3 separate regions of the Homo sapiens genome follow, and regions 1 and 3 are each linked to region 2. A link is a loop called in an ENCODE intact Hi-C map of the cell type or tissue named here. Cell type or tissue: GM12878. All regions are shown on one strand. Each heading gives the region's core, and the rest is flanking DNA. Links, peaks and the distances in the headings are about the cores only.

Region 1 (10,552 bases), core at 2,837-7,836, 170 kb after region 2:
ACCTCCAGAGCAAAGGTTGCCCATTAGAGGAGGTCTGCATTGGGCAGAAATGGCCATGGCCATGCCCAAGTGTCCCCTGCATGCTCTGCCATTGCTTGGGAGCTACCTGAAAAAAAGTGTAGCCTTGGATCAAAAGCTGAGGCAGATTCTGAAGGCACTGAATTTGGGGGCTCTCAAGATGGCAAATTCTTCCTTGAAGGAAGATCCAAACAGCACACCTCCATAGCCAGGGCTACCACCACCATGAAGGTCTCAGCCCTGAGCTGACTTCCATCCTTGAGCTGAAATTACTGCCAGCAACCCCCATCTCTGGCTTCCTATTGTGCAAGAAAAAATAAACCCCTAATTTGTTTAGTTCTAGGTATTGGGGTTTCAGTTCTCTGTGCTTCTACGAATTATTGACCCAGATTCTTTCCACTGAGTCTCTAGTTAATAGTAAATTAGGTGTCTGGGGAGATGCATCCATCATTCCGGGCTATGAAGGCTCTATGCAGTGAATAATAGCATGTGAGTAATGCTGCAACTAGGCAAATATGAACACCAGTTTCCCAGGAGAACTTAGTTGTGACAGCAACTTAAGTAATTTCTTGCAAAAACAGAAATAACAGGCTGAATGAAGGTCGGCTTACAGGGGTTGATGAATTAGTATTAGTGCAAGAATTTTTGCTAGCTACTCCCATTAAAGATGTTACAGTTTTCTTACTCCTGGGTGTTTAAATGTGTTGTCAGTGATTGAAATTGCTAGAAATCTGACTTCCAGATAGCTTTAGGAGGCATACTTTAATTGCTCTGATCTTCATATTTTTTCTTTATAAAATGAGGAGGTTGGATTATGTACCACTGAAAGTATTTATAACAGGGAATTTAATGCACAGAATGAGTTACACAGGTTACAGAAAAGCTGAGAGCCAAATGGGATGATGCAGTAACTCAGACATTACCTACAAAAGGAAGCCACTACAACCACTAGGCTGGAGAACAAAGAGGGAAGGTGGTATTGCTGGAGTTCAGGAGATTCAATCATCCAACAAAGGCTTGACCCATGCTGGGCCTGTACAATGGGAGTTGGAGCCACGGGATTAATGTGCCTGCTGCCAGAGAATCAGCCCAAGGCAGAAAGGAAGAAGGAGAAATACCCTGGCTTCTCCCTTCTGCTGTATCCCAGCCTCCCTCCAATCTCTAACCAGTGCCTCCTACTGGCTACACTAAGTGAGAATCCAGCTAACACAGGAATTTGATAAACAACAGCCTTCATGGCTCAGCCCCTTTGTGAAAAAACACAGCAGGGAAAAAACAAGAAAAGTATCTGAGGACAAGCAGGTCCTAGACAACCATAGTCTAGATCAGAGGCACTGACAATTTTGTAAGTAGCAGGTCTTATGAAAATAAAAACACAAGTAGGAGGGCTGCTTGAACTGATGATAGTCATAGTTAGAGAAGATCGGTGATTGGCATATAAATATGGAATTTTACTCAAATATAAGACAAATGCATACCAAAGCTTATTCATATTCACAATCTATTCATCAAATGGGTCTGGTATAATTTTAGCTGAATTAAATAGTTCAAAATTATGTAATTAACAAAACTCATTTCCATCCCATCTGTAACATGAATCCTGGCAGCAGCCAGCTATACAACAGGAGCTAGTTTATATGCACGCTCTTGTTTGGTCATTTTTTAATTGAACCAAAATTTTCAGGCAGCCAGGACCCAAAGATCAGGTGGCTGTGCTGGTCTGAGAGCCTCTTACTGGCCAAGACACCAAGATTCCTTCTAGTTGCAATGGTCTCCATTCCTCCAGGCTAAGTAATGGTGCCTGGACCATACACTGAGGGAAGGCTTCCAGGAGATTGAAGGGAGGTGGTCACACCTGGTCATGTCAACATTGTCAACCTCCACCAGGCCACAGAGCACTGACTCTTGGTTGGGAAATTCTTTAAGCCTGGTTCCTACAATCATGCAAACAATTCAAAAGGGTCCCGGAAGAGTTAGAAGAACTTCCTGGAGCAGTGAGCACTTACCTATCCCTAGCCCTTTTGGGGGTCAGACTTCTAAAGTGAAATCTTTGGGTGTCAAGAAGAGCTAAGCCAAAACTAAAATTCCTCACCGATTCTGTTCATTGTTGTTTTTTTTTTTATCGAGAAGCCTGCTTGACACTACACATCAGCCAACGTTCTGAAAGCATGCAGTTGAGGCATGGTACTTCTTTTTGTTTTATATATGCATCATTTTTTATGTTCCCAAAAAAGCATATGAATTAAAAATTATCTGCATAAACATGAACTTACGATTTTTTCTATATGTCCAAGGAGAGCATATAATTTTATGAATAAATGAATGCCCCATCCCCATCCTTCAGGTTCTACCCCAAAAAAGCTCCTCCTCTTCATCCAGAATTCCAGCCTTGAGATGACACAGCAACTGTGGCTCCAGGAGGGCAATAAACACCTATTAGTGAGATCACAGGCAAACAAATTTTCTTTGTGCCTTAAAAAATATACCCTCATGCATCCCAGTGCGCTGAACACAAGAATTTAGAAACAGTATTTAGGAGTAAATACTGTTTGGCCAATTATCAGGTTAAGGAGAGAAATCTATGAATCTGGGAAAATTAATTTGAGAAACAGTTGTTTTTGTTTTTGTTTTTTAAGGAAGGCATTTATTTAAGGCAACATAAGAGTCTGTTTACATTTAACATTTTAATAGTTGGAAGGTTAAGATTTTGAATCAAGTATTATTGCTATTCAACCAGAAGCAATGGATTCTGTTTTAGTGAACTTTACCCTTTCACAGGTATTTAAGGAGCCTGTTACAATGTCAAGCAATGAACATTTTCCTGAAAGGAAGCAAAAGACATAAGAATTAACTCTAAAAAATGGCACTGTGTCACAGGAGAGCAGCCTGCCCATCTACCCTCGGGGGAGTTAAAAAGGCAGAAAGAGCAGATAGTGAGTCTGAAAGGACAAAGAGGCACCTCAGGACTCAAATTTCATGAAAAGTTCGCTCTGCAGAAAAACAAGAAGCCAATGCTGATGAGAGGACTTCAAGTTGGAGTTCTGCAGCTGATTTCTCTCTGTTCTTTTTTCCCTGTTCTTTGTTCCCTTTTCCTCCCAACTTCATTCTCTTCCCTGCAGGATGCAGATAATTAACAAGTGCCTATAGATGGAAGGTCTTGTAATCATCCCTTAATGGCTTTTCCAATTGTCAAAGTTAACAAGAATCTGGAGTTTTCTAAACCAGTTCAACATACAGAACAGAAAAAAAAAAACAAAACCCACCTTATTCTTAAGACTACTGAGGATGACCTTTTCACAGTTAAATGTGTTGTCTTCAATCTTGTGCTGCTATTTAAATAGCTTCTTCTACAGAAAATTGTCCCTTTGGAGAAAGTGCTGCGATTTCCCGTTTGAGGGGTTAACAAAGCACTTTAAGGCAATTGATCTCAAAGTGAGAACAATATTTCAGCAGCCAAAAGTAAAAGTACACACTACCTTTGACAAAGACAGCTCCGGTGTGGACACAGGGGAGAAAGCTTGGTTTGAAGAAAACACAAGGAGGAAAGGTCAGCATAAAAAGGCACTAAGCACCCATCTTTCTACCAGATAGGAAGTTAAAATACATAATCTCATAAGGCAAAAGGAAAAACTTTAGGTTGTCAGACCCAACTTTCCCAACCTAGGCGTCAACGGTACTTTTTACAACAGATGTTCTCAGCAATGGGGCCATATTGTATTCACCTGGGAGCTTTAAAAAAGAAATCTGATGTCTGGTTCCATGCCAGATCAATGAAATAAAAATATTTTAGGCTAAGGGGCAAGCCTTGGGAAGTTTTTTAAAAACTAGCAATATAGGTGAGGGAGGGATAAGATCCACTGGACTCCAATGCCTGCCTTGATCCAGCAGCTACATCATGGGCACTTCTGGTGACAAGGAATTGACTACCCTCCTAAAAATTAATTCCTTTTAAAGACCATTCTAAAATCATTCTCATTACTAAAGGTTTTCCTTATGTTGTGGCTAAACCTGCTTTTCTGTAACTTTCGCCAATTTTTTCCTAGCTCGGCCCAAGAAATCTACATGATACATTTATCAAATTTGGAAATGATACAAACCTGGAGGAAATTTTTTGATAACACAATGAACAGTCTGAGGGCAAATCTGAGGTCAAATTTAATAAAAATCTAACAGATATCTACATCCTATATTTTACTCAGGGCTAAGAAACAACTCACCAAGAGAGGATAGGAGAGAAAGGGCTTTAGCAGCAGAGTTACACGATAGATTTCCAGGGTAGGGATGGAGGCTGGGTGGGTGGCGACGTGGCTGCTGAAACCACCCATGTCTTCCCAGCCTGCATTCACAGATGTGCCATCTCCAGAAGAGGGACGCATCAGAAACATACTTTCAGTAGGGTACTAAGGTGACCATACTTCAAAAGAGAAAGAAAAAAACAGGGGAGAATGAACACAATGGTGAAGGGTTTTGAAAGATTTCAAATAAAGAACTACTAGGTGAAAGGCAGATGAAAAAGAAAATATTAAAATGAGGAAGAGGAAACCAGTATTTGAGTATATACTCAGTGACAGATGTCTTTATACATTAATTCAGGTAATCATCAGAACAGCCTCTGGGGTTACCTAATTATCTAACAAGGAGATGTTTAAATGGCCTAAAGAGATAAAACTAGGAAGAGGTGGGTGGGCCTGAAGCTTGAAAGAGACATATACAGCTTCATCTCTTTTCTTCTTTTGTTTTTGTGTCTCCATTGGAGAAGGGTAAGGCAATTATACTCCTCAATTAGTGGGACTCAGTTCTTTGGTTCATGCAGAACCCCTTTCTTATTTATTCATTACTTACTTTGTTTTTTCACATGCATATTTGTTAAATCTCTATGCCCCACTAGCATATTCTTTCCTCTTCATAGGTAACAATGTATATTATTTGTATTAGTCTGTGTTGCTATAGAGGAATACATGAGGCTGGATAATTTATTTTTTAAAAAGAAGTTTATTTGGCTCACAGTTCTGCAGGCTACACAAGAAGCAGATGCAAGCTTCTGCTTCTGGTGAGGGCTTCAGGCTGCTTCCACTAGTGGTGGAAAAGGAGAGTTGGTGCATGCAGAAATCACGTGGTGAACAAGGAGAGGTGCCATGCTCTTTTTAACTACCAGCTCTCAGGAGAACAGTGAGAACTCACTCACTCTGCCCCCTGGAGGTCATTAATCTATTTATAAAGCATCTGCCCTCATAACCCAGACACCTCCCACTAGGCCCCACCTCCAACACTGGATAACAAATTTCAACATGAGATTTAGAGGGGTCGAACAAACCAAACCCTAGCATTCTTTTATTTGCATACTTTCTTGTAGAAATTTTGTACGTAGTATGTAAATTTTCTTTTCATATACTTTGCCGTTTTCCACTAGGATTTCTACCTTTTTCTTGTTATTTTAGTTATCTGTGTGTTCTAGGTATTAGTCCTTTGTTGGCATTAGAAACTTTACTTACAGACTACTGACATTCTAATCTTTGTAATAACATTGCCCAGATATAATCAAAATCAACTTTTCTTTCTTATGGATTTTACATTTGAATTATTATTTACTAAATCTTTCCCCATCTTAAAGTCACAAAGATATTATCCTACATTTTTCTTTAATTAACTGTATGGTTTTAAGTTTTACATTTAGATCTTTAATTCATCTAGAATCCACTTTTATAATGTGGTGTTATGATAAGATCAATCTTTTTTACTCCATTTAATGAGCCTGTTTTTCTATTAGCATTTACTACAAAATCCTTCCTCTCACTGTTGACTTATGGTACCACCTTCCTATTATATAAATTTCCAATCAATATGAATTCATTGTTGAGCTCTCTATTCAGTTTCAGTGACCTATTTGACTGTCCTTGCACCAATATCACACTGTTTTTATTGTGTACCATGGCTGCTTTGTAGTATGTCTTAATACCTTCAAGGGAAAGTTACCCCATATACTCTTCTTTTTTCAAAACTGGCTTACTACGAAAAAACTCTAGAGATCTGCTGTACAACATTGTGCTTAGGTTAGCAACATTGTACTGGACACTTACAATTTTGATAAGAAGGTAGATCTCTTGTTCACCACAATAGAAAAAAAGATTGGTTTGCTATTTTTTGACTTTCATTATTCTGTAAAATTTTATAATAAATGCCATCATCAAAAATGTCCAACTGGAATTTTTATTGGGGTTAAACTAAAGATTATAGAAGAATAACCCTTATTGCATAAGTCATCTTATCCAAGAGCATGAAATGTCTATTTATTCAGATTATCTACTATGTCCTTTATTTATATTTTAAACTTTTCTTCACAGAGAGCATGTATATTCTTGGATAAATTAATTCCTAGATTAAATCTGTCTTGGAGGACTTCCCATACATGGGCTGATATAGAAATGACATCAGTATAACAGCCTCTGGTTTGTGTGGATATTTTTCCCAGCACATTAATATCATGTGCTACCCAGCAACAGCCACTGTACGTGAAAAAGCTAGCCCAGCTGCCCTTTGACCCCTCCAGTCAAGACCCCTTACTGTCTTGGTCGTCCTCCATCTGCTTCAAGTACCTGTTGTGTAGCAGCCAGCACCTTCTTGGCACTTGGTGGGTAACCTATGCCCTCAAATTCTGAAGTCCCTGTTTCTTCCCAGCCAGTTGATGTTCGCCTTCCCATAGTAGCTCAATCTGTTCATGTTCTCAGGGAACACCCCCAGGGAAGTAGATTTCAACTCAGTCAAAGAAGGACTTTCTGACCCAGCTATCTTGGGAGGGAGCAGCTCCCAAGTAGTAGTGACCTCACCCCAGGGAAGAGGACATTCACTCAGCCTGGTCAGAGAGAAGCAACACCTGCAGTGGCCCAGAAACCGACATGGTGATCTCTGCAGTCACTTCCAACTCAGACATTTGGTACATAATCAGGCTCCAGGTGTCTCTTTTCATCTCCAAGCCTCACATGCAAAGATGCACTCTTCTTCTATGTGCCTCAGTTTCTTCTAATCAGGAGGTTCCAGTTTGATATTCAGTCCCCACCCACCACACTCAACCACACTCAGATACCTGTATCCAGCATTCCCTGGATTTTGCTGTCCCAGTGCTGCCAAAGACGTGCCTTTGCTACAGATTTCTTCAATAAATCCCTATTTTTAGTCCATGATCTTGAGGCTATTCTTGATCCCTCTATACTTCATCTATAAAATGGAGATATTATCCCTAAAGCATTGCCTTGAAGATCGTATAATATATAGAAACACTTGGCTTATTGTTGAAATATTAGACCCTCTTCCCTTCAATTTTTATCCCACTTCCTGCCTTCCAATGTCTAAATCTTTTATATTCTCATTGCTTAACTATAATGAAGGTTTTGATCCCGTACTCTAAAGCACAAATATTTTGGCCTGCTATGGGAAAAGGTAAAGGTATCTTTACCTAGTTGGATAACTATATATGTGTGTGTGCATGTGTGTGTGTCTGTGTGTGTGTATAACTATATATGTATGTGTGCATATATATATAACTATATATGTATGTGTGTGTGTATTATATATATAGAGAGAGGGATATGGATATGGATAGATAGATATAGATATAACTATACATGGCAAATATATATGTGTGTGTTTATGTTCTACAAGGTTAAAAACCAGCTCTCAGTTAAGAGCTAGCCTTGTTTTTTGACTACATTTCTAATTATGGTTTGTTGCTTGTCATTTATTTCCTATTGGTGTTGCTGAATGGACTTTTACCCTGAAGCTTCATTTGTTAAAAAGAACATTAACATAAAAGAATCTTTACTAGAGCTCCAAGGAAGAAACATTACTCCATTTTTTTTCTAGACATCTAGTAGCAGAAAGCATGTATTTTATTTAAAAAGATTCAAAAGACTATTGTTTATAAAAATGACATGAAAATCTGATTTATGTTTCATTTCTAAAGCACATGATGAGAAGAGTAAGTCACAAAGTGGACATATGAAGAATTGAGGAAGCCTTTCTTAGTCCATGTCTGATATTATATCCAGCCTTCTAAAAAACAATTTGTGTGTTCACTATTTCAGAGCAGTCATGATAGGGAATCAATTCAGCCTAAAAGGATGCTCCAGAAGGAATAATTATTTCAGCATTTAATATACATAGAAAGAAAAAAGTCATTTTAGAAAATTAAGTGCCCCATATCCCAAAGGCAAAGCATCTACAAAGTGATATTTTTAGTTTTAGATATGGTTTCTCCTTTATACAAAAAGGCTCTCATTTTCAAAAGCTTAGAGTTTGGCTTGAAGTCAGGTTTTCTTGTTTATTTGCCTTTACTTTTGTATCCTTTTTATTCTGATGTTAACCTGTAGTCAAATAGCTTACTATTGTTCACATGAATTTTTCCTTGGAGAAAGGGAGAGAACATTCTTACCCATTACCCACATCACAGCCACTTAATAAGGGCTGGTTTCACTGATGAAGAAAAACATTCATAAAAGTCCATATTCCAGTTGGAATTCCTTACATTACCATATGAATCAACCTGAATGTGAAGAACAACATTACGTGTATAATGATATGCAAGAGGGGTTTCATATTTAATCCTTATGCCATCAGATTCCCAACCATGGACCTGTAATATAACTGATTCAAGGGTGAAGGACTAAAAACCCCATTACTCTTTTCTACCATTAATGTTGTCTATGAGCTGGTACGGAGATAAAAATGTGATTTCTACTAATGGAAACTGCCTCTACTGAAATTCAACAATTTGATGGTAATCAACCATCTGTATTTAATTTTATATGCTTCATTTTGATACAAAATTTTATTTACTCTCATCGAATAAATTCCCTTTTCATGTTATCAACTTGATTACCATTAGTCAGGTCTGTGTCTTGGTGTTTCCCAGAATCACTCTTTTCCCCTTTCTTTCTTAAGCCAGTACTTTCTTTCTTAGGTTCAGAAGTATATTATTATTATTATTATTATTATTATTATTATTGTAAAATTTCTGACTCAGATGAAAGCCTAATGAGGAAAAATATAATCATGCTTTCTAAAGGCAGATAAAACTGCTCACCAGGTCATGATTCCTCTGTAGCACAAGCTTTTTAAGAGTTCAACACTAATTAGCAATTCAGTAAGTCCCTGCACATCTTAAAACATCTCCAAAATCATAGGGAGGTGAAGTGTCTGATATTAGCTTTCACCACTGCAAATACTTTAATAGCTTGTGAACAATTCAGAGAGGCTACAACGTGTCCTCAATGAGCTCATGCCTGAAATGGGGACTGCAGAATGACAGGAGTAAGGATAAGGCTAAGACTGAGAGAAGATAAGGCTGAGACTCATGTCCCCTTTATAGCCAACTTGATTTATCCCTTCTCATTTCAAGCCACTTACAAGTACACTTAAAATATAACTTAGGCTCTGTTACAGTCCTTGGCACAAAGGACATTTTGTATGAGGCACTGTTATTTTGGTCATGAAGCAAAATTATGTATTGATTACCTTGTGTCTAATCCTGTATGTAAGATAGCTCAGGTAGTAGTCATGGGTAATCTTTATTTAAAAAAAAAATCCTTTCTGGAACTAAAAGTAGATCTGCCATTCAACCCAGCAATCCCACTACTGGGGGTATCTACCCAAAGGAAAAGAAGTCATTATATTAAAAAGACACATGTACACTCATGTTTATAGCAGCACAATTTGCAATGGCAAAGATGTGAAAACAACTTAAGTGCCCAGCAGCCAAGGTATGGATAAAGAAAATGTGGTATATAACACCATAGAATACTATTCAGCCATGAAAAGGAATGAATTAATGGCTTTTGCAGCAACTTGGATGGAGTTGGAGGCCATTATTCTAAGTGAAGTAACACAGGAATGGAAAACCAAGTACCTTATGTTCTCACTTCTAAGTGGGAGCTAAGCTATAAGGAAGCAAAGACATACAGAGTAATATAATGGACTTTGGGGACTCAGCATGGGGATGTTGGGAGGGTGCTGAGGGATAAAAGACTACGTATTGGGTACAGCATACATTGCTTGGGTGCTGGGTGCACTAAAATCTCAGAATTCACCACTATAGAACTCATCCATGTAACCAAAAACCACTTGTATCCCCAAAGATATAGAAATTTTAAAAATTCTTTCTGAATTATCTTCTCACAACAAACACAGCTTAAGACAGTATCAAAGCACATTAACAATTAGAGTTAATTTATAGCAAAGAGCAAGGATTTAAAAACACAAGCACCCATATTAGGAATCATAGCTCAGCTGTTTTACGTATGCAACCCCAGTCTCTATATAACACAACCAGAGATAAAAACTCAATTGTTACAATATCCAAATGAGGTGACCATCCTAGCACCTAAGTACAAAGAGAACATGTGCCAGCCTTCCTAATTTACACTTGCCTTCTCCGAAGCTCTGAGACCCCCTCCCCAGTCGCATTTGGAGAAAGGAAAACTTCATACTCCAAAGCCATTACATTTATTTCCATAGGCCAAATACAGCAAGGATCCTCTGTGCT
Region 2 (10,552 bases), core at 3,549-8,548:
TAGCCCTAAGCTAGTGGATTTTCTTCCAAGAATATGAAAGCAAAATATGCTTCGGTATAATATTGTGTAAAAAATTAATTGTATTTTCTAATATATCAGAGAGACACCAGCTGCTATTAAATAAAACTTCCTGAATTATCACTGTGCTGGCATTTTTTTGTCTGTTTTTTAGAAAAAAGTCTACTTTTTTAAGATTTTTACAAGTCTGCTTTCTACAATGTCTTTTAAATTAAACATACTGTTACATCTTATGATCATTTAAATTCATAATTTTGCTCATCAATCCTAGATATATTGAATTCAGGTTGATAATTTAAGAAATAGTGAACATATTAAAGATCCCCTTTTATTCTGTAACTTTGCTCCTTAAATATTTGGCACAGTGGTACTTTACTTTGGTTTTGCTATTCAGAGGACAGTCTTGATATATGAACATGAAATTTTAGGAAATGTCATGAATAAATGTAATCTAATTCCATTCAAACCACATTTATTGAGTACCTACTATCTTCCATGATTGGTTCTAATATTTCTCAATACAGCAAAGACCAAAACTGCAAATGGTGCTGTCATGATGAAGCTTTTCATTCTATTACGGTTGTCACAATAAAATGAGGAAATGGACATCAAGTAATAATAAATATTTTGAAGGAAAAAGAATAGAGTAAGGGGAATTCATGAGGTTGAATAAAATACTCTTTATATATGGAGGGAAGAAAATTCCTCTTTATTAGAAAGATATTTAAGCTGAGATATAAAAGAAGGAAGAAAGCAAATCAAGCAGTATGAGGGGTAGTGAGGAAGTTCTAGACAGTGGGGACAGGCAACACAAAGGCCCTGAGGGTGAATGAGTATGCTTAGTGTGCAAAGAATAGCAAGAAGGCCAGTTTGAGAGTGAAGTGGAGTGGAGTGAAGCGGAGTGCATATGGGAGAGAGTAAGAGATAAGGGCAGAGAGATAATGAGAGTGGAAGAGGAATGGGGAATAGATCATGTTAGGCATCACAGGACAAAATAACAGTTGTAGATATATGAAGCCATCAGAAGATTTTGAAAAAGAAAACTGTCATCTGCCTCCCATTTTAAAATGCTATATGGAAAATTAGTTTTAAAGACCGAGTTAGAGAAAAGAGATACATTAAGATACTGTTGCACTTCTAGGCAAAAGATGAGGATACCTTGGACCAGCATAGTAGTGGTAGAAGTAGTGAAAAATAATTTGACTTGAGAGAGACTTTGCAGGGAGAATTCTTTAAAACATTGTAGATGGATTATTGCATGTGAAGAATGAGAGAAAAAGAGGTGCAAGGATGACTCCAAAACTTTTGCCTGATCAACTGGAAAAAAATGGAATTTCAGGTACTAAGAAAGAAAATAGAGAAACAAGTATAGAGAAATAATTAAGAATTTGGCTTTGAATAAAATTTGGGATTCCCAGTAGTCATTCACAAGGGGATAGATGTTGAATAGGAAGTTGGCTGTGCAAGTCCAGCACTTGGTATGGGATTTGGACTAAAAATTAGCAATATCAGTATATAGATAATATTTGGTTTGGTTGGAGGAAACAACTCCAGCAGTGACAATTATGAAGAAGAGAGAGGACTAAGGACTGCAGGACTGCATTGAAAACCCTTATTTTTCCATACTCAGAAAGCTGGCAAAAGGTGAGAAGGAAACCCCCAATTTTTATATAATTCAGTATACTTCTTAACGTTAGAGAGCTCTTTTATAGCTATATACAATTGGTAGTTATAATAAGTCCTCTCACTTTCAGAAGAACCAGTACTAATAGAGCTGACACCTAATTTATTTGCTTGCTAAGCATCAGCTGCTAATCCCAGCTGATCTGAATCTGAATGAAATTAGTTTGAGGCAGAGTTGGACTTCACTAAAGGACATTGTGCCTTTGAATGATGTTTTTTAAGATAGACCAAAGGCTCCGCCCAGACACCTGGTGTTTCAGAAATTGATAGGGCTGCTCTACAGAGTAGTTTGATTCCAATGTAAGTTCCTCAAGAAAGCCACAAGCCTGGGATTTCATTATTTAGCCTACCAAGCATCCACTTTTGAAATCAGGACAAATCATTTATTCATTAGTATCCCATTGTAGCAGCCAAGACAGTCCCAATGATCCTAAACTCTTGGCATTAAGACTTTCGTAGTCCCCTCTCACATTGAATAGGGCTGACCGATATAACAAATAAGATATTGTGGAAATATTGGCATATAACTTAAGAGGCTACATCATGAAAGACATCAGAGCATCTACATTGCTCTCTTGAATTACTCAGGGGAAGCCAGCTGCCATGTTTCAAGAACCATCAAGCAGCCCTAGAGAGAGACAAAAACCACTTAGCAAGAAGCTGATGCTTCCTTCTTACAGTCAGTGAGAAACTAACTAAGATTGCCTATCAATAGCCATGTGAGTGAGCTATCTTGGAAGCAAATCCCCAGCCCCATTCAAGCCTTAAGATGACTGCAGCCTTGGCCAACACCTTATCAATACCTTGACTGTTGCTGGGCGCAGTAGTTCATGCCTGTAATCCCAGCACTTTGGGAGGCCCAGTCGGGCAGACCATGAGGATCCGTGTTAGCCAGGATCAAGACCATCCTGGCTAACACGGTGAAACCCCGTCTCTACTAAAAATACAAAAAAATTAGCTGGGCGTGGTGGTGGGCGCCTGTAGTCCCAGCTACTCGGGAGGCTGAGGCAGGAGAATGGCGTGAACCTGGGAGGCAGAGCTTGCAGTGAGCTGAGATCGCGCCACTGCACTCCAGCCTGGGCGACAGAGGGAGACTCCGTCCCATAAAAAAAAGAAAAAAAAAATACCTTGACTGTAACCGCAAGAAACACCCTTAGCCATAACCACCCACTAAGAACACCTGCTAAGCTTCTCCCAGATTTCTGATCCATGGAATCATAAAGGCCTGTTGTTGTTCTAAGTTTACTTGGGAAGCTTTGAAAATATTCATGCTTGGTTTCTATCCCCAGAGATTCTGACTTAATTGGCCTGGGATACGGGCTGGACAACAGGATTGAGTCTATCATCAAAGTTATGGTGTTCAAATAATATGTCACTCAATTTCAGATGAGATATGGAGCCAACCTGACCTACTAGACATTTACTTCTTTCCAAAAGTGAGAGGCAGGGCAAGTATTATATGGGTCATGGTGTTCTAGATGTGGACTCTGCAAAAAGGGTCAACAATGGTGGTACATTTCCCATCATTTGCTGCTAATTCTATTAAAGCACTTTAAAATGGAGACCAAGCCTAAAGAATCCCTGAACAGACAAAGCCAGTTAGGCCCTCATAAGGAACCTTAACCTTGCTTGCTTTGCAAACGTAAGTGAAACTTAACTTGAACTATTTCTTGTAAATGCCTAAGTTAAAGAAAAACAGAATTTAAGCTCGACAAGTCAGAAGCAACCAACAAACATATACTTATGTAACTAGGCATTTTCCAATGGGATACACCAAATAAGGCAACTGTATGACTGCAACCAATCAAATATTTTCTTTGTATTACTTTTGAGTTTGTCCTATAAATGCCTCCCACTTGTATTCTCTCTGTGGATCTCCTGAACCACTTCTGGTTTGAAACTGCTACTCTTGATTCATGAATCACTGTTTGCTCAAATAAACTCTTTAAAATTTTACTGTGCCTCCCTTTACTTTTTAACAATCCATGCAGGGCAAATAAACGTATGGCAGGAGGTACAGAGGAAAATCCAGGTAGATGTGGGCTGTTTTCCACCTGTTCTCAGCTTACATACCACCTAACGTATGCTGCCATATCCCTTCCATTTCATGAGGGATGACCTTAACTATTTCCTTCCTTTCACTCTGACTTCTACTGTATTTAATCCTCCTTGCATTCCCACATGCATACACACTACACACTTACCTGTCAGGATACTTTCAGCAGCAAGTAAAGAAAACCCAACTCAAGCAGCTTAAAAATAAAGAAAGTGTATTCTCTCATATAACACAAAGCTTAGAGGTAATTGAGTGGTTTATTGGCATAATGCACTCAGGATCATTCCATCTCTGCTATACTCAGGTGTTGTCTAAAGCTTCAGACTAATTTATTGAATGGACATGGACAACTGCCTCAGCTTCAGACATGAAGACTGAAAGAACAGAACAGAGAAATTCTCTTCCAATGTATCCCCTCTTATCAGGAAAGGAAAAAAAAGTTTTACACATGCACACACGCACACACACACACAGAAAGCCTCGCCACACATCTCATTGGTGGAAAAAACTAAGTTACATGCTCATTCCAACCATCAACAGGAAAAAGAATAGGAAAACATAATTGCTAAAGCTATGCAGCACTTAGTCCCAGTGAGCTAAAGATAGGATCACACACACACTTCATATTATCAACGTCTGCTGAAATACTTTAAATTGCGTATAACAGATACATATCAGTTAGCTGTTCCCACAGTAATGCTGCAAAACATAGACATGAAATCTCAGTAGCATAAAACAAAGTCATGTATGTCTCAGGAATCTACAGGTTAGCATGAGAGGTTTGGTTCTGCTAAACTCAACTGAACTCACACATCATTGATTCTTTTGACAGCCAACTAGTCTAGACTGGGCTTGGCAAATGGTGCTGATTCAAGTTGTGGTTCCAGCTGGACTTTGATACTCACTGATGTTTGAGCAATTCAATAGGTATTCATTCTAGGGTGCAGGATAAAGGAACAGAAGGTATCAAGGAGGTAACAGCAAAAGCATGAGAAGGCAGGCAGAAATGCAATGCCTTCTAAGGTCTAAACTAAAAACTGACACACTCCCACTTCCACTCACATTCCATTAGACAAAGCAAGTTATGGCTAAGCCCAAAGTCAAGGTACGAGGAAGAACACATTGCAACTGTGGGAAGGACTGCAAAGCCACAAGGCAAAAGGTTTGGATGTAAGGGGAGGTTAAGAATAGAGGCCAGTATTCCTATTTACCACTGATACTAAATCTAGCTCTGTCAACCAAAAATAAAATTATTGGAAAAATATTGAGGACTCTCAGCATTGATGAAAACTTAAGGATCAGGCTTAGAAAATATATATCTGAAAAACCAAGAAGCCAGAAGCACACAAACATTTTTAGCAGTATTAACCTGCCAGGATATTTCCACCACAGGATTTTCAACATCACTGCCACTTCTGTGAAGGAAACGCTATCATCCTTTCTTTTGTTTACTCATTCAAGATTTAAAATCCTCGGCAGGAGCATCCAATCAACTCAGGCTGGGTTATGTCTAGGCAGTATTATCAGGATCAGAGAAAAAGAGGACCTAGCCCTTTGCATTTTCATATTGAGAAGTGGACACTGACCCCATCAAGATAACATCTAATTAGGGATTCTCCTAAGATATAAGTGGTCTTAGATGCCAGAGAGACAAAGACACAATGTTCAATGGCTACACGGAACTGGAATGAAATAGGAATTCGGTGAATGAAGGAAGGACTTTCAACTATAACACGAAAACATCCCTCATTAAGGGAAGTATTTCCTGTTCACCAACAGGAGGGGGAATCTTTTTTTTTTTTTTGAGACGGAGTCTTGCTCTGTTTCCCAGGCTGGAGTGCCGGGGCGCGATCTCAGCTCACTGCAAGCTCCGCCTCCCGGGTTCACGGCATTCTCCTGCCTCGGCCTCCCGAGTACCTGGGACTACAGGCGCCCGCCATCACGCCCGCCTAATTTTTTATATTTTTAGTAGAGACGGGGTTTCACCGTGTTAGCCAGGATGGTCTCGATCTCCTGACCTCGTGATCCACCCGCCTCGGCCTCCCAAAGTGCTGGGATTACAGGCGTGAGCCACTGCGCCCGGCCAGGAGGGGGAACCTTTAGATCATTCATTATAAATCCTCTGAGGCCTAGCCAGCACCTACTGGCAATACACATTTGAACAACAGTTTCTTTGGGATTATGGAGGAAAAAGTCTGTTAGCCTTACAAATGTTTTTATAATAGTTTTATGCTGCTGAATAGACTTAAGGAAATCAAATATGTTTCCAATTTTGCACTCAGCATTTAAATAATCCGATGTACAAGCAAGAGATATATGGTTACCTCATGTTTAAACATACTCAGGAAAAACCACTGGGCATTGAAATGTACTGCCTCAAATGAATTTTTATGCTGAGAGATCTACACTAACGTGATAGGTCTTCAATTCTACTCGTGGCTTTAGGAAATCTATAAATTCAAATCACTATTATGCTTAAATAATGCAATTGCACTCAAGGGACATAGACTGTAATATCGGATTAGGTCATGAGATTAATGGATTTGGAGGGTCTCTTTTTTTTCCTCCATAATTCATTTTTGTACTAAATATTTATAGTAAATCAAGTCTGTGTCACAAAATAGCCATTTGGGTTAGTGAACAGAAGTGGAACAGGAGCAGAAAGGAAAGTTAGAAAAGGGAAGGGAGGAGCGAGAGTTGGCAAGGGAAGGGGGTAAGAAGGAGGCAAAGGGAAGAAAAAAAACGCCTCCTGTCCATCACCTCTCACTACTCTCAGGCATGGTGATTCTCTGTGTTTTCATTCCTTACTTAGGCCAAGCATGTCTTCTTAAGCAATTTTCCACTCAACCAGTTGGGGTCACTGTTGTCAGGTAAAACAGTATGGCCCTCATTAATCACACCCACAATTGATGCCCAGATTCCTGTAATCCCAAACCTACTCTTTTTTTAATCTATTTTTTTCTTCCTCTTCTTCTTTCTCCTCCTTTTCCTCCTCCTCCTCCTTTCTTCTTCTTCTTCTTCTTCCTCTTCTTCTTCATCTTCTTCTTCTTTTCTCCTTCTTCTCCTTCTTCTTCCTTTTCTTCCTCTTTCTTCAAAGAAAGGATATCCTTTATTTTAAAAGGCATAGCAAAAATAGACTTATCAAGATGTCCACTCAGATAAACTAATAAGAGTGAAGAGAAAGAAATGCAAAGGTGGGGTACTGCCATTTAGAATATGATATTGCATCTAAACAACCCTCTGGGCAGTGGTTTGGTCCCTATTAGTGTCCTCTTATAGATGGACTGTCCCCACACCAGTTCTTTGGTCTTTAAGTTGTTCCCAACCATATTAAGCAGAGGTCACTTCATTTCTTTCCAAATTCTTCTACTAGATAAAGTGTGCTGGGATGAAAAGAGTGAACCACTATTTTCTTGACTGAAAATGATAATAGACTCAGGCATTTCAAGACACATAATGGAGATGGCCCAACAATGCCCCAAAAGGTGATATCATAGAATAAGAAGAATGAATGCAATGAACTAATTCTGTTTAGTTGTGTAATCTAATGAAGTCATGCCACAGTTTGGAGCCTTCAGCAGTAAAATAAACGGCTTTCAAATTGAGGCTATTTTTAAGTTTCTCCATTAAATATAAGTATTTTTTTGAACATATACTTTTAAATAGGCTACCTAGTTCTAACTGGATATAAAATGAAAGTAAGGAGAATAACTGAAATGTCCACCCTTTATGCTCAATAAACTACAGTAATTAAATTGGGTGAGTGGGTCCTTCTCTTAAAAAAAACTTTCTATTAAAAATGATGTGTCCTTTCCTCATCTAATGCAATCCAAAGACTCCAAATAACTAGAACATGGACATTCTTTATTTATTCTTGACAGAAACTGGGCACATAGGGTTTGAAATCATTATACTTCTGGCCTAGACAACTCACCAACAAATTATGGTTTCAATGGTTACTACCAACAATGGGTTTTAGTCCTCAATTTTGCTAGTGATAAAAAAAACCTGATGCTAAAAAAAAGGGCTTTTTCTTTTCTTTAATTCCAGAGAAGTATTGGATAGATATAAACTTCATTACTTTCTTATTGTTTTCAACAGTCATATGCCACATAATGACATTTTGGTCAATGACAAACTGCATATAAAATAGCGGTCCCATAAAATTACAATGGTGCTGAAAAACTAGTATAGCTTAGTGATGTCATAGCCATGTGGTGATGCTGGTGTAAACAAACCTGCTGAACTGCCAGTCATATAAAAATGTAGCACATACAACTATGTGTGGTACATAAAGGTTATTACAAAAGGGTCAAATAGTTTTTTAAATGTTAAGTTTATAAAGTAAAAAGTTTCCAGTAAGCTAAGGTTAATTTATCATTGAAGAAAGAAAAACACTTTTTAACGAATTTAGTCTCGCCTAAGTGTAAAGTGTTTATAAAGTCTACAGTAGTGGACAGTAATGTCCTAGGCCTTCACACTCACTCACTGACTCACCCAGAGCAACTTCCAGTCCTACAGCTTCCTCAAAACGTAACCCTATCATTAAACAATGCATGACTGTATTTAGAGCGTCCAAAAGAATCTTTGTCATCATGGTATTCCTTAATTTACTCCAATAAATGTTCCTACAAGACTCAGATGTACTCAATTATTTGCATGCTTTACCTCTACTATTTAAATTCCTGCCAAATTCCAAATTAATTTTATTCAGCATTATTTCCTATAGTCAAGCAGTAAAAGAATATTGTCTAAATGCTAATCTGCTGTTTATTCATTTTCCTTGTACAGCTTCAGTCCCCCAGAGTTTGACAGTTCAATAAATCCTTAAAAGAGATTGTAATGCTGCCTTGCTATATATTGTTTTCTCCAAGAAAATAAATTAAGAAACTTTCCCACCTGTCACCCTTTAAAAATGAGAAAGAAGTGTATCTTTCTGCCTATAGAAAACAGGCTTTGAATATGGAATTAATTACAAGAATCTGGAATAAAAAATAGTCCCTGGCTAACAGAAAATGATTTCAATAGATTCTGGCAAAAGCTTTTCTATAATTTGTTTCCTTCAGAACAATCTGATCAGCCTCATTCTCATAGGATGCTAAAGCAGAGAATCCCATATGTGCTTATGCAATATGCAAAAGGTCTTTGGATTTTTTCTGCAGCTTTAACTACAGCCCTTGGGTTTGCCTGTCATTGAAGACAATCTGTGCACAGTTGATTGAAAATGCAATTCATTATATGACTCTTCTTAATGTCACAAATTGAGAAGAGTGGTTAAACTTTGAGTCATGATTGGGGGAAAGAAGACTTAATATGCAGGAGCTAATTAATATGAAAACAGCTAATGAATTAAGAGTTATACACAGTTGACAGGCTAAAATAGAGCAGGTTATGTAGAACTCAATTCAATCCTGTTATTCTCCTCATGCCCTCATCACCAAATACCCACACTGGGCAGGTAAAGGCTGTGTGGTGCACAATTGCCTGTGCTTTAAGGTTTATTCCACTAAGTAATCTACTCCCTTCACACATACCAGGTTTACTTTACAACTGCCTGAATTCATAAAAGCCTCACCATTGCCTCAGGTTGCCAGATGTTCACAAAGCATGGTCAGTTGTTTTTGTTTTTTTGTTTTGTTTTGTTGAGACAGCGTTTCATTCTTATTGCCCAGGTTGGAGTGCAATGGCGTGATCTCGGCTCACTGCAACCTCCACCTCCTGGGTTCAAGCGATTCTGCTGCCTCAGCCTCCCGAGTAGCTGGGATTACAGGAGGCTGCCATCCCGCCTAGCTAATTTTTTTTTTATATTTTTAGTAGAGACAGGGTTTCACCATGTTGGCCAGGCTGGTCTCAAACTCCTGACCTCAGGAGATCCACCAGTCTCGACCTCCCAAAGTGCTGGGATTACAGGCGTGAGCCACCACACCCGGCCGGTCAACCTTATCAAGAGAATTAACCCCTACAGCCAAGTCATTTCTACAGTTTGGCACTGTTCCACACATGTGGTAAACCCAGCATTTTAACGTGTACATTTAATATGTAAATGTTACATTAAAAACATAGAAACAAATTTAAAATAAAAAAGAAAGAAAGAAGATTTGCAGAAAAAGAGATTTCCTCCCATAGGACAGCTATTGATTGGCTCAGGGAACAAATATTTCACTACAATCAAATCATACATGCCGAACCAGTGTGGACCATCCTTTATATGTCAGCCAGTTCAGGGATTCAAACTCCAGAAAAATGTACAGAGTGGAACTCACTTCCCATCTCCAGCTTCAGCCCCACACGTGGAGTGCCTACTGGCTTGGCTGAATCCTTTGCTATCACTTCCAGTTCAATTTGTGTCAGGCCATAACCTAGGGGCATTAGGTGAGGAAGTCAGGAGATGGCAGAAACCACAAGTCTAGTTAGAAAAGAGAGTTGCACATGAAGATTTATAGCCATATGTCAATTTGGACAGGAACGAGAGTGCAAGGACTGACCATAGGCTAGGGAAGACAGAGAATGTATAATATCACCTGAGAGGTTTTCTAATAAATAGGACAGGGATGGCGGGATGTTCTACCAATACTTCATGGCCCCACCTAACTGTGAGGGTGGCTGAGATATATAGTCTAGCTGTGTGCCAAGGATAAGAAATAAGTGGATTAGGAAATTAGATTTCATGAGTACATGGCAGTCTTTGGATCATCAGTCTAAAAATTAAATAATTTTAAGTCTATCCATCAAGGCTTCACTAAATCTAATCCTATTATGAAAGTTTTCTATTCTACTCATTCAGAGGAAGATCTG
Region 3 (10,552 bases), core at 1,919-6,918, 270 kb after region 2:
TTATTATAATTATCCAAAAGAATCCACTGGGTACTCTATTGCCAAAATATTGGTTTATTTTTTAATCTTATAAACATCTTTGAGGTTTAACTGAATTATTTTAAAAAGGGCACTGAGTAAACGCTCGTAAGTTTTTTAAAGCACTTAAGGTGCAAAAAAACAAACTCAACACTATATCCATAAAATTGCCACCTCAATTAAACCCTTTATGAAATAAGTACAATAATTAACTTATAAATCAAATTTTAAAATGTGATTATGAGGAAAGAGGTATCTGTTTAGTAAATGAAAGTCAACTTAAAAATATTTCATTAGGAAGGTAGAAGTTGCTCCACAAGAGCCATAACACAAAGAAACATCACCTATTCTTCCAAAAGCATCCAGGGCTGTCTTCACAACCTTCTCTCCTTCTTCCACTGAATCTGAGGGAAAGGAAAATTTGTATGAAATTTCGGCAACCTCCCTTCCAAAGGACTTCTAAATTCTGTGGGTCAGAGTACACGACAAATACTATTCACCCAACAGAACTCAGAAGAACATATCCATATCTACAATAATTTACTAATTATATCATGTGCTCACTAATAAAAATAGTAAACAATAGAACAAAGCTTAGAATCATGAAATAGTCTACATCAAAAGTTTTAACAATTCTCACATATATAAAATATGTAGTCAGAAAACTTTGGCAGACTTAGAAAATCATAATTATACTGGAATACTGAGATATTTGCTCAAAGATTATTAATGTGACAAATAGCATTAGTTGAAGGAAAATAAATAGTATAGTTCTCTCAAATACCATACCATAGTTGGCCACTGCTTTTCCACCTCTCCTTCTTATTTCTTCAACAACCTTATCAGCAGCTAAGGAGCCTTTACCAACTCCTTTGAAGTCCCCTCCCAAATCATTCACTGTAATGCAAAAACAAGCAAACAACAATTAATTATTCTAGACTTTCAAAATGTGTGTGTGTGTGTGTGGAAAATGAAATTCTAATTACTAGCACATCTCTTCAGTCATCTGCCCAGTTCCTTCCTACCCTATCCCATCTTACTAAACACAACACAGCCATTTTCAAAACATTCCTCTTCATTTTTGAATACAGACATAAAGAAACAGCAAAACTATTTAAATACAGGTTGTTCTCATGAAATTTTTAACTGTGCAGTGTTTTTCCTCTTTCAAAAAGTAAAGAAGACTGGGCATGGTGGCTTATACCCGTAATTCCACCACTTTGAGAGGCTAAGGTGGGAGGACTACCTGAGCTCAGGAGTCTAAGACCACCAGCCTGGGCAACATAGCAAGATTTCATCTCTACTAAAAACCAAAATAATTAGCTGGGCATTATGGCATGTATCTGTAGTCCCAGCTACTTGGGAGGCTGAGGTGGGAGGATTGCTTGAACCTGGGAAATCAAGGCTGCAGTGAGCTATGATCATGCCACTGCACTCCAGCCTGGGCAACAGAGCAAGACCCTTTCCAGGAAAAAAAAAAAAAAAAAAAAGGAGCAGGGAAGAAAAGTAAAAAAAAAAAAAAAAAAAAAAAGATTCATCCACTTTTCAGCAAAAGAAAAGAAAAAATGTGAAAATCGCTTTAAGATTAAATACACAGGAAAACAAAACTACTATAAGATCGATCAATCCTACTTCCACATCTTTATCCAAAAGAACTGAAATCAGAAGAAAAACTGACTTGAAATTCTCTTCAAATAACAAAGGATATTAGCACTCCAATGTTCACTGCAACACAATTCACAATAGCTAAGATGTGGAAACAACCTAAATGTCCATGGATAGGTGAATGAATAAAGAAAATGGGGTATATACAAGCAATGAAACGTAATTCTGCATTTAAAAAGAATAAAATACTGCAATATGTGATAATATGAATAAACTCTGAAGACACTATGTTAAACGAAATAAGTGAGTCACAAAAGGACAAATACTGGCATGATTCCACTTATGTGCGGTATCTAAAATATCAAAACTCATAGAATCACAAAATAGAATGATGGTTGCCAGGAACTAGTGAGATGCTGGAAATGGAGAGTTGATAACCAATGGGTATAAAGTACCAATTACGTTGGGCCGGGCGCGGTGGCTCATGCGTGTAATCCCAACACTTTGGGAGGTCGAGGCGGGTGGATCACCTGAGGTCAGGAATTCAAGACCAGCCTGGCCAACATGGTGAAACCCCGTCTCTACTAAAAATCCAAAAATTAGCTGGGCGTGATGATGCACACCTGTAATCCCAGCTACTCGGGAGGCTGAGGCAGGAGAATCGCTTGAACCCAGAAGGCAAAGGTTGCAGTGAACTGAGATCGTGCCACTGCACTCCAGCCTGGGCAGCAGAGTGGAAACTCTGTCTCAAAAAAAAAAAAAATTTCAATTATGCAAGATAAATAAGTTCTAGAGATCGGCTATACAACATACCTATAACAATACTATATTGTACACTTAAAACCTTGTGAAGAGGATAGATGTCATAAGTATTCTTACCACAATAAAAAAGTTTTTAAAGATTAAGCACACAATGTTGAAATATCTTCTCCATAAGAAAGTCTTTATGTATAAGAATGGTGATTTTAAAAGAAACACGCATGAGCTTAAAATATTAGAAAATCATATTTTAAGTTTTTACAACACACAGTGTCTAAAATGAAAGAAATAAAAACTATTTCTCAAAAGAGGTCAAAAATTACATACAGAACCAATATATGTTTAGTCACTAATTTATACCATAACTCCATGTTCATATGTTTAACTGATGACACTTACCATAAAACATCTCCCTATATCCAATTATATATTTACAAACATTAATTGATAATTTACTATTTGCAGGAAAATCTACAGAGGGACACACAAATGTATAAGAATGGTGTTTGCCCTCAAAGAGTTTATAATCTATTGAAAGTTAAGTATGCGATGGCCACAGTAATACACAGATTTTAGCATAAAGTGTATATCCAAGCCAACATAATCAAATAAGAACAAATATCAAAGTTAATTTACACAATAATTTATGAAAAAATTTACAAAATAACATGCAAAAACTAATAAAAAGATACATAGATAAATGCCAAATAACTTGGAAAAACAGAACTTAAGAGAATTACTTGAAACAAAGAATCTGCATTGTGAAATGATCTTCTCCATAGGGTTATTGCATAGATTTTGAAAGCTGTAACAATAAAAAAGTTACTAATTAATAAATAGCATAATGGTATACATGAAAATGTAATAGTTATGATTAACACAATTTTTTTTAAACAAGATTTTTTTTTCTTCTGAAAAACTGCTCTTTTTAAAACTGGGGTGAGAGTTGAAAGTGGAATTGGATAAATAAGTAATGGGATAATATGGAGAAAAAGCCAATGCCTAAAATTAGCTAAGGCATATATATTTTCACTTAACTTTTTAAAAACAGGAAATGAGTTTTTCAAAATGTGGACTGAGATTTTTTTTTGATAGTATAATATGATAAGTCTTACTGAAAATAAAAATGTTACAAGACACAAAATAATAGAAAGAGGCTTGTATTATCCCTCAAGAGATGGAAAAAGTGTTAGGATTCTCAAAAGACTGAATTCTTATTAATTGTTCATTTCAATGCAATTATTCAAATGACAGGAAACAACCAGTTAAAAAAATCAAGATTTTAAGACAGTTAACAGTCTTTTATGACCCTTTTTAAGCACAAGAAAGTTCAAAAGCAAATTAGAAAACGTGATACTTAAGTGAAGAAAGCATTGTTTGATTGTGCAATGAAACACTACCCCCAAGTGGAAATTTTACAAAGCGCAACCAGGCAGGCAAGCATTGAAAGCTGGATAAATAATTTATTGAGATCAATCATGGGTAGTTAAATAATATTGGGGTAAATTTATCTCAAACAAATCTCTACATTAGAGACCACTAAATTGACACTGACCCACTCAGCAATCCCATTATCACCAGAGCGAAATCACAGAAATTAAAATCTTAACTAGAAAATACTGGTTAGATGTCATCAAGATGGCCAACTAGAGGTGCCCAATCCTTGTCTCCTCCGCAGAGAAGAATCAAAACAACAAATAACAGCACTTCAGGTAGAATGTCTAAGAGAGAACATGAAAATTCAGCAAGGAAGTGACAAAAACCCTCTGAGGCACAGAAACTCTGCATGGCAGCTTAGAGGGGGAAGTGAAGCATCCAGATGGAATCAGCTTAGAGCTGACAGGGACTTCCCATTGTGGGCAAAAGGTTAAGTGGGGGACACCCAAGAGTCGCCATTACCATCACAAATACCTGTAATCACAGACCCTGAGCTCAGTATAGGAACCTGCCTGGAGTATACACAGCTGAATTGCTCCTGAAAAGAAACACAAGCTGAGTCCTCCCTATCCCATGAGACCCAAGCTGTTACAGTATGACACCATTTTGGTAATGGAACCACTGCTGGTGTGCATTCTGACCTGGAGGCCAATAGCCCAGACACCTCCACATCCTAGGGGTGCCATCTGCCATCATCCCACCATGCCCACACAGAAGGCTGCAGGATCATGACCCCAGCTAGTTTCAGTGGTACCACTATGACCTCAGCACCTGAGTCCATGCAGCACCCTACACTCCAAAAAAAAAAACAGACATTCAAGTACAATGGGGACGCTGCCACCAGGAAGAGAAAGGCTGACATACGCATTCCCCAGAGACTGAGAATTAGCCTGGCCAGCATCTATCACCTCAAGCAACCATGACCTATCTAGCAGTAGAGCAACCATGTGCCACATGTGCCCCATATGGACCAAGACAACTGACACCACCAGCAACCCTTCCCCCTCCCATGGAGGATCTACCATGCACCATGCTCACCCACCAGGGACAGACAACTAACCCATCTGGCAATCCCTGTTCCCAGCAAAACCATGCCACTGTCTCCACAAACCCCAAAGTCAAGGCCACTGAGGCACATACAGACACTGTTGATGTTGATTACAGCCAAAGAAATCACAAGGCAATTACACATCTGTGCCCAACCAGAAGCTAAACCAAACACCTAACCTAACTGATACATAGAGAAAAAAGTCTTTCCCTACAAAAGTTAATTCATAAAAGGGGAAGATACGACTGTTCTACTAGACACACAAATATCAATGTAGGAACAAAAGAAACATGGAAAAACAGGCCAGGTGCAGTGGCTCACGCCTGCAATCCCAGCACTTTGGGAGGCCCAGGCAGGTGGATCACTTGAGGTCAGGAGTTTGAGACCAGTATGGCCAACATGATGAAACTACATTTCTACTAAAAATAACAAAAATTAGCCAGGCGTGGTGGTGGACACCTGTAGTCCCAACTACTAAGGAGGCTGAGGCAGGAGAATTGCTTGAACCAGGAGGCAGAGGTTGCAATGAGCCGAGACCGCGCCACTGTACTCCAGCCTGGGCAACAGAGTGAGACCCTGTCTCTAGGTGGATAAATAAAGAAATAAAAATAGATACCTTTCTTTAAACACTTTTTTTAAGTTAAAAAAAAAAAAGAAACATGGAAAAACAGGGAAACACAACACCTCCAAAGAAACACAACTCTCCAGTAACAAACCTAAATAGAAGAAAATCTACGAAATTCCTGAAAGGGAATTCAAAATGATGATCTTAAGGAAATCCAGTGAGATACAAGAAAAATATAGATAGATAATACAAGAAAATCAGAAAAACAATTCATTATCTAAATGAGAAATTCAACAAAAAGATATATATATCATTAAAAAAAACAGAGCTTAAGAATACAATGAATAAAGTGTGATGACTGAGTGTTCACACTCGTGTAAGATATGCCTCCCTCAAACGTTGTCATGAAATAAGCACATTGCCCAACTGATAGGAAAAAGAAAAAAAAAAACAAGAATTCAATCAATGAAATTTAAAAATACAATTGAAAGCTTCAACAACAGACTACATCAAGCAAAAGAAAGAATATTTAAACTCAAAGACAGGACTTTTGAAATAACCCAGTCAGACAAAAAAAAAAAGGAAAGAGAAAAACATAAAAAAGAATGAAGAAAGCCTATGGTAGTAATGGGACACCATTAAGTAAACAAATTTTTACATATTGAGAGTTACAGAAGGAGCGAAGTTGGGCATAGAAAACATTTTAGCTGAAAACTCCCAAGTCCTGAAAGAAAGATGGACATCCATATCCAGGACACTCAAAGGTCTTCAAATGGATTCAACCCAAAAATGTCCTCTCCAAAGCACATTCTCCTAAAACTGTCAGAAGTCAAAGACAAAAAGAGAATATTAAAAACAGCAAGAAAAAAGCATCAAGTCACATATAAGACTTATTAGACTAACAGCAGATTTATCTGCAGAAACATTACAAGCCAGGAGAGAATGGAATGATAACATTCAAAATGCTGAAAGAAAAAAAAAAACAAAAACCTGCCAGCCAAGAACACTACTCCAGCAAGCTATCCTTCAGAAATAAAGGAGAAACAAAGTCTTTCCCAGACAAGAAAAAACTGAGAGAATTTATCACCACTAGACCCGTCTTAAAAGAAATGCTTATGGGAGTCCTACACTTGAAAGTGAAAGGATGAACTACCATCATGAAAACATATGAAAGCTTAAAACTCACTGGCAGAGCACATACACAAATGAGAAAGAGAAAAGAATCCAATTTCATCACTACAAAAAAACCACCAAACTGAAGAGATAGACAATAAAAGACAAAGAAAGGAACAAAGAACATACAAAAAAAAACAGAAAACAATTAACAAAATGACAGAAGTTCTTGCCTATTTATCTTGAATATAAATGAATTAAATTTCCCAATTAAATGATAAAGAGATTGGCTGGATAGATTTTTTTAAATACTCAACTATATGCTACCTACAAGAAACTCACTTTGCTTGTAAAGACACACATGGACTGAAAATGAAAGGACAGAAAAAGATATTCTATACAAATAGAAACCAAAAATAGGCAGAATAACTACATTCATAACTCAGTATATACAAGGCATTTGTTCCAGGACACTCCACGTGCATCAAAATCTGTGCCTACTCAAGTCCTGAAGTTGGCCCTGTGAAACCCACGTATACAAAAAGTAGGCCCTCCATATATGCAAATTTCATATCCTATGAATACTGTATTTTCTATTGATGTTTGGTTTTTAAAATATAAATGTATAAGTGAACCTGCACAATTCAAACCTATGTTGTTTAAGAGTCAACGATACACTTACATCAGATATAATAGACTTTAAGTCAAAAACAGTGCAAAGAGAAAAACAAGGTCATTATATAAAGATAAAGGTATCATTTCAGCAAGAGGACATAACAGTTGTAAATATATATGCACCCAACACTGGAACACCCAGATATATAAAGCAAATGCTACCAGATCTAATGAGAAAGATAGACTTCAACACAATAATAGTTGGGAACTTCAATACCTCACTCATGGCATTGGGCAGATCATCCAGAAAGAAAATCAACAAAGAAACTTTGGACTTAAACTGCTCTATAAACAAAATGGACCAAAAAGACCACTGCTCTAGAAATGAAATGGTCCTAATAGAAGTTAACAGAACATTTGATCCAACAGCTGCAGATACACATCAGCACATGGAACATTCTCCGCAACAGACCATAAGTCAGGCCACAAAATAAGCCTCAATAAATTTTTTATTTGATATGATTTTGGTTTTCTAATCACAATGAAGAAAAACTAGAAATCAATAACAAGAACTTTGGACACAGTACAAATACATGCAAACTAAACAACATATTCCTGAATAACCAACGGGTAGCAAAGAAATTAAGAAGAAAATGTAAACATTTCTTGAAACAAATGAAAATAAAAACACAATATACCAAAGCCTATGAAATACAGCAAAAGCAGTACTAAGAGGAAAGCCTATAGCAATAAATGCCTACATTGGAAAAGTAGAAAGAATTCAAATAAACAATCTAAAAATGCATCTAAAAGAACTAGAAAAGCAAGAACCAAATCCAAAATCAGTAGATAGAATTAATAAAGATCAGAGAAGAAATAAACAAAATTGAGACTAAAAAATTACAGAAGGTCACTGAAACAAAAAGTTGGTTTTTTGAAAAGATAAACAAAACTGACAATTCATTAGCTAGAATAAGAAAAAAAGAGAAAACACAAATAAAATCAGAAATGAAAAAAAGGCATTTACAACTGATACCACAGAAATAAAAAAGATCATTAACGACTACTACAACAACTCTACGCCAACAAACTGGAGGAAAACTGGACATAGACATATGACCTACTACCAAGATTCAACTCAGAAGAAATAGAAAATCTGAACAGGTCAATAACAAAGAACAAGATTGAAGCGGGTATAAAAAGTCTCCCAAGAAAGAAAAGAGCAGTAACAGACAGCTTCACTGCTGAATTTTACCAAACATTTAAAGAACTAATACAAATTCCTCTCAAACTATTTCAAAAAATTGAAGGGGGAGGGAACAGATTTCTTCCAAACTCATTCTATGAGGTGGGCATTATACTGATACCCAAACCAGACAAGGACAAAACAACAAAAAAAAGAAAACTGAAGTCCAATATCCCTGATGAACACAGTCACAAAAATCCTAAACAAAATACTAGCAAACTGAATCCAATTAGAAGATAATATATCACAATCAAGTGAGATTTAGCCAGAGATGTAACGATGGTTATGTGTATCAATAAATGTGATATCACATCAACAAAACAAAGGAGAAAAAAACCATCTGATCATCTCAAGAGAAAGCATGTGGTAACATTCAATATTCCTTCAGGATAAAAACTCTCAACAAATTAGGTACAGAAGGAATGTACCTCAATACAACAAAGGTCATATATTACAAACCTGCAGCTAACATCACACTCAACAGGGAACAGCTGAAAGCTTCTCCTCTAAAAACTGGAACAAAATAAAAATGCCCACTTTCACCGCTCTTATTCAACATAGTGCTGAAAGTACTAGCCAGGACAATTAGGCAAGAGAAAGAAACAAAGGGCATCCAAATTAAAAAGAAGGACATCAAACTGTTCCTGTTTACAGATGACACAATCCTACATATAGAAAAACCTAAAGACTCCATCAAAAAACTCTTAGAACTGATAAATGAATACAGTAAAGTTGCAGAATAGAAAATCAACATACAAAAATCAGTAGCATTTCTATACACCAATGTGTCAGGCTACTTCTGCATTGTTATAGGAAATACCTGAGGCTGGGTAATTTACAAAGAAAAGAGGTTTAATTGGAACATAGCTCTGTGGGCTGTACAGGCAGAGCTCCAGCATCTACTCCTCGTAAGGCCCTCAAGAAGCCTCCAATCATGGCAAAAGGCAAAGGGGGAGCAAGTGCATCACAATGGCAAGAGTGGCAGCAAGAGAGAGAAGGAGGTCCCAGACTGTTTTAAACAACCAGATCTCACATGAACTGAGTAAGAACTCACTTATCACCAATGGGTTGGTGTTAAGCCAATCACATTTCAACATGATTTGGAGGAGAAAAACATCCATACCATATAAACCAATACCAAACTAGCTGAAAAAGAAACCAGAAAGCAATCCCATTTACAATCACCAGAAAAATAAAATAAAGTACCTAGAAATAAATTAACCCATTCATGGATTGGAAGAATTAGTACTGTTAAGATGGCCATACCACCCAAAGTGATCTACAGGTTCAATGCAATCTCTATCAAAATGCCAGTGGCATTCTTTTTGCTGTTGTTCCTAGCCACTAGACAACCAGGGAACCAGTGATATTCTTCAAAGAAACAGAAAAAAAAAAAAATCCTAAAATTCACATGAAACCACAAAAGATCCCAAATAACCAAAGCAATACTGAGCAAAAAGAACAAAGCTGAAAGTATCACACTACTTGACTTCAAAATATACTATAAAGCTAGAGCTACCAAAGGCCGGGCGCGGTGGCTCACGCCTATAATCCCAGCACTTCAGGAGGCCAAGGCAGGCGGATCATGAGGTCAAAAGATCGAGACCATCCTGGCCAACATGGTGAAACCCCATCTCTATTAAAAAATATATAAAAATTAGCTGGGCGTGGTGGCGGGTGCCTGTAGTCCCAGCTACTCGGGAGGCTGAGGCAGGAGAATCACCTGAACCCAGGAGGTGAAGGTTGCAGTGAGCCGAGATCACACCATTGCACTCCAACCTGGGCGACAGAGCGAGATGCTGTCTCAAAAGAAGAAAAAAAAAAGCTATAGCTACTCAAACAGCAATGGTAGTGACATAAAAATAGATACATAGACCAATGGAACAGAATAGATAACACAGAAATAAATCCATGCATTTAAAACCAGTTGATTTTCTACAAAGGTGCCAAGAACATATGTGGGGGAAATGACAGTCTCTTCAATAAATGGTGCTGGGAAAACTGGATATCCATATGCAAAAGAATGAAAATAGACCCCTACCTCTCATCATATACAAAAATCAACACAAAATTTATTAAAAACCTAAACATAAGACCTGAAACTATGAAACTACTAGAAGAAAACATACGGGAAACACTTCAGGAC

What was found. Hi-C counts contacts between places; a loop is a spot of excess contacts. Peaks named below come from ENCODE experiments on the same cell type or tissue, not always from the same donor. Only the 100,000 strongest peaks of a DNase experiment are listed, where the experiment ranks them.
Region 1: a loop joins it to region 2, with 4 times the contacts of the local background. A loop is called at or near these places in 13 of 110 quality-filtered maps.
Region 3: it touches region 2 in a loop (9-fold over the local background); 21 of 110 quality-filtered maps call a loop at or near these places.

The regions. Positions count from the first base shown.
Region 1 is chr5:119,573,768-119,584,319 of GRCh38, reverse strand. It overlaps LOC107986444 (a long non-coding RNA gene), which reads right to left and starts at 4,976. Exons shown (of 3, transcript XR_001742859.2): 1 at 4,236-4,976; 2 at 2,292-3,535. RefSeq lists an enhancer at 5,039-5,108. In GM12878, for the core only: a CTCF peak has its summit at 5,204 (motif pointing left); a DNase peak (open chromatin) is centred at 5,176.
Region 2 is chr5:119,740,230-119,750,781 of GRCh38, reverse strand. No RefSeq gene overlaps it. Among named protein-coding and RNA genes, the nearest start is that of FAM170A, 120 kb to the right of the region's middle. In GM12878, for the core only: a CTCF peak has its summit at 6,614 (motif pointing right); a DNase peak (open chromatin) is centred at 6,601.
Region 3 is chr5:119,464,271-119,474,822 of GRCh38, reverse strand. HSD17B4 (hydroxysteroid 17-beta dehydrogenase 4) reads right to left here. Exons shown (of 24, transcript NM_000414.4): 3 at 808-915; 4 at 363-422. It also overlaps the pseudogene LOC124901215. Among named protein-coding and RNA genes, the nearest start is that of HSD17B4, 17 kb to the right of the region's middle. RefSeq lists enhancers at 3,534-4,265, 4,266-4,997. In GM12878, for the core only: a CTCF peak has its summit at 3,797 (motif pointing left); a DNase peak (open chromatin) is centred at 4,222; H3K4me3 peaks cover 448 bases; H3K27ac peaks cover 1,284 bases.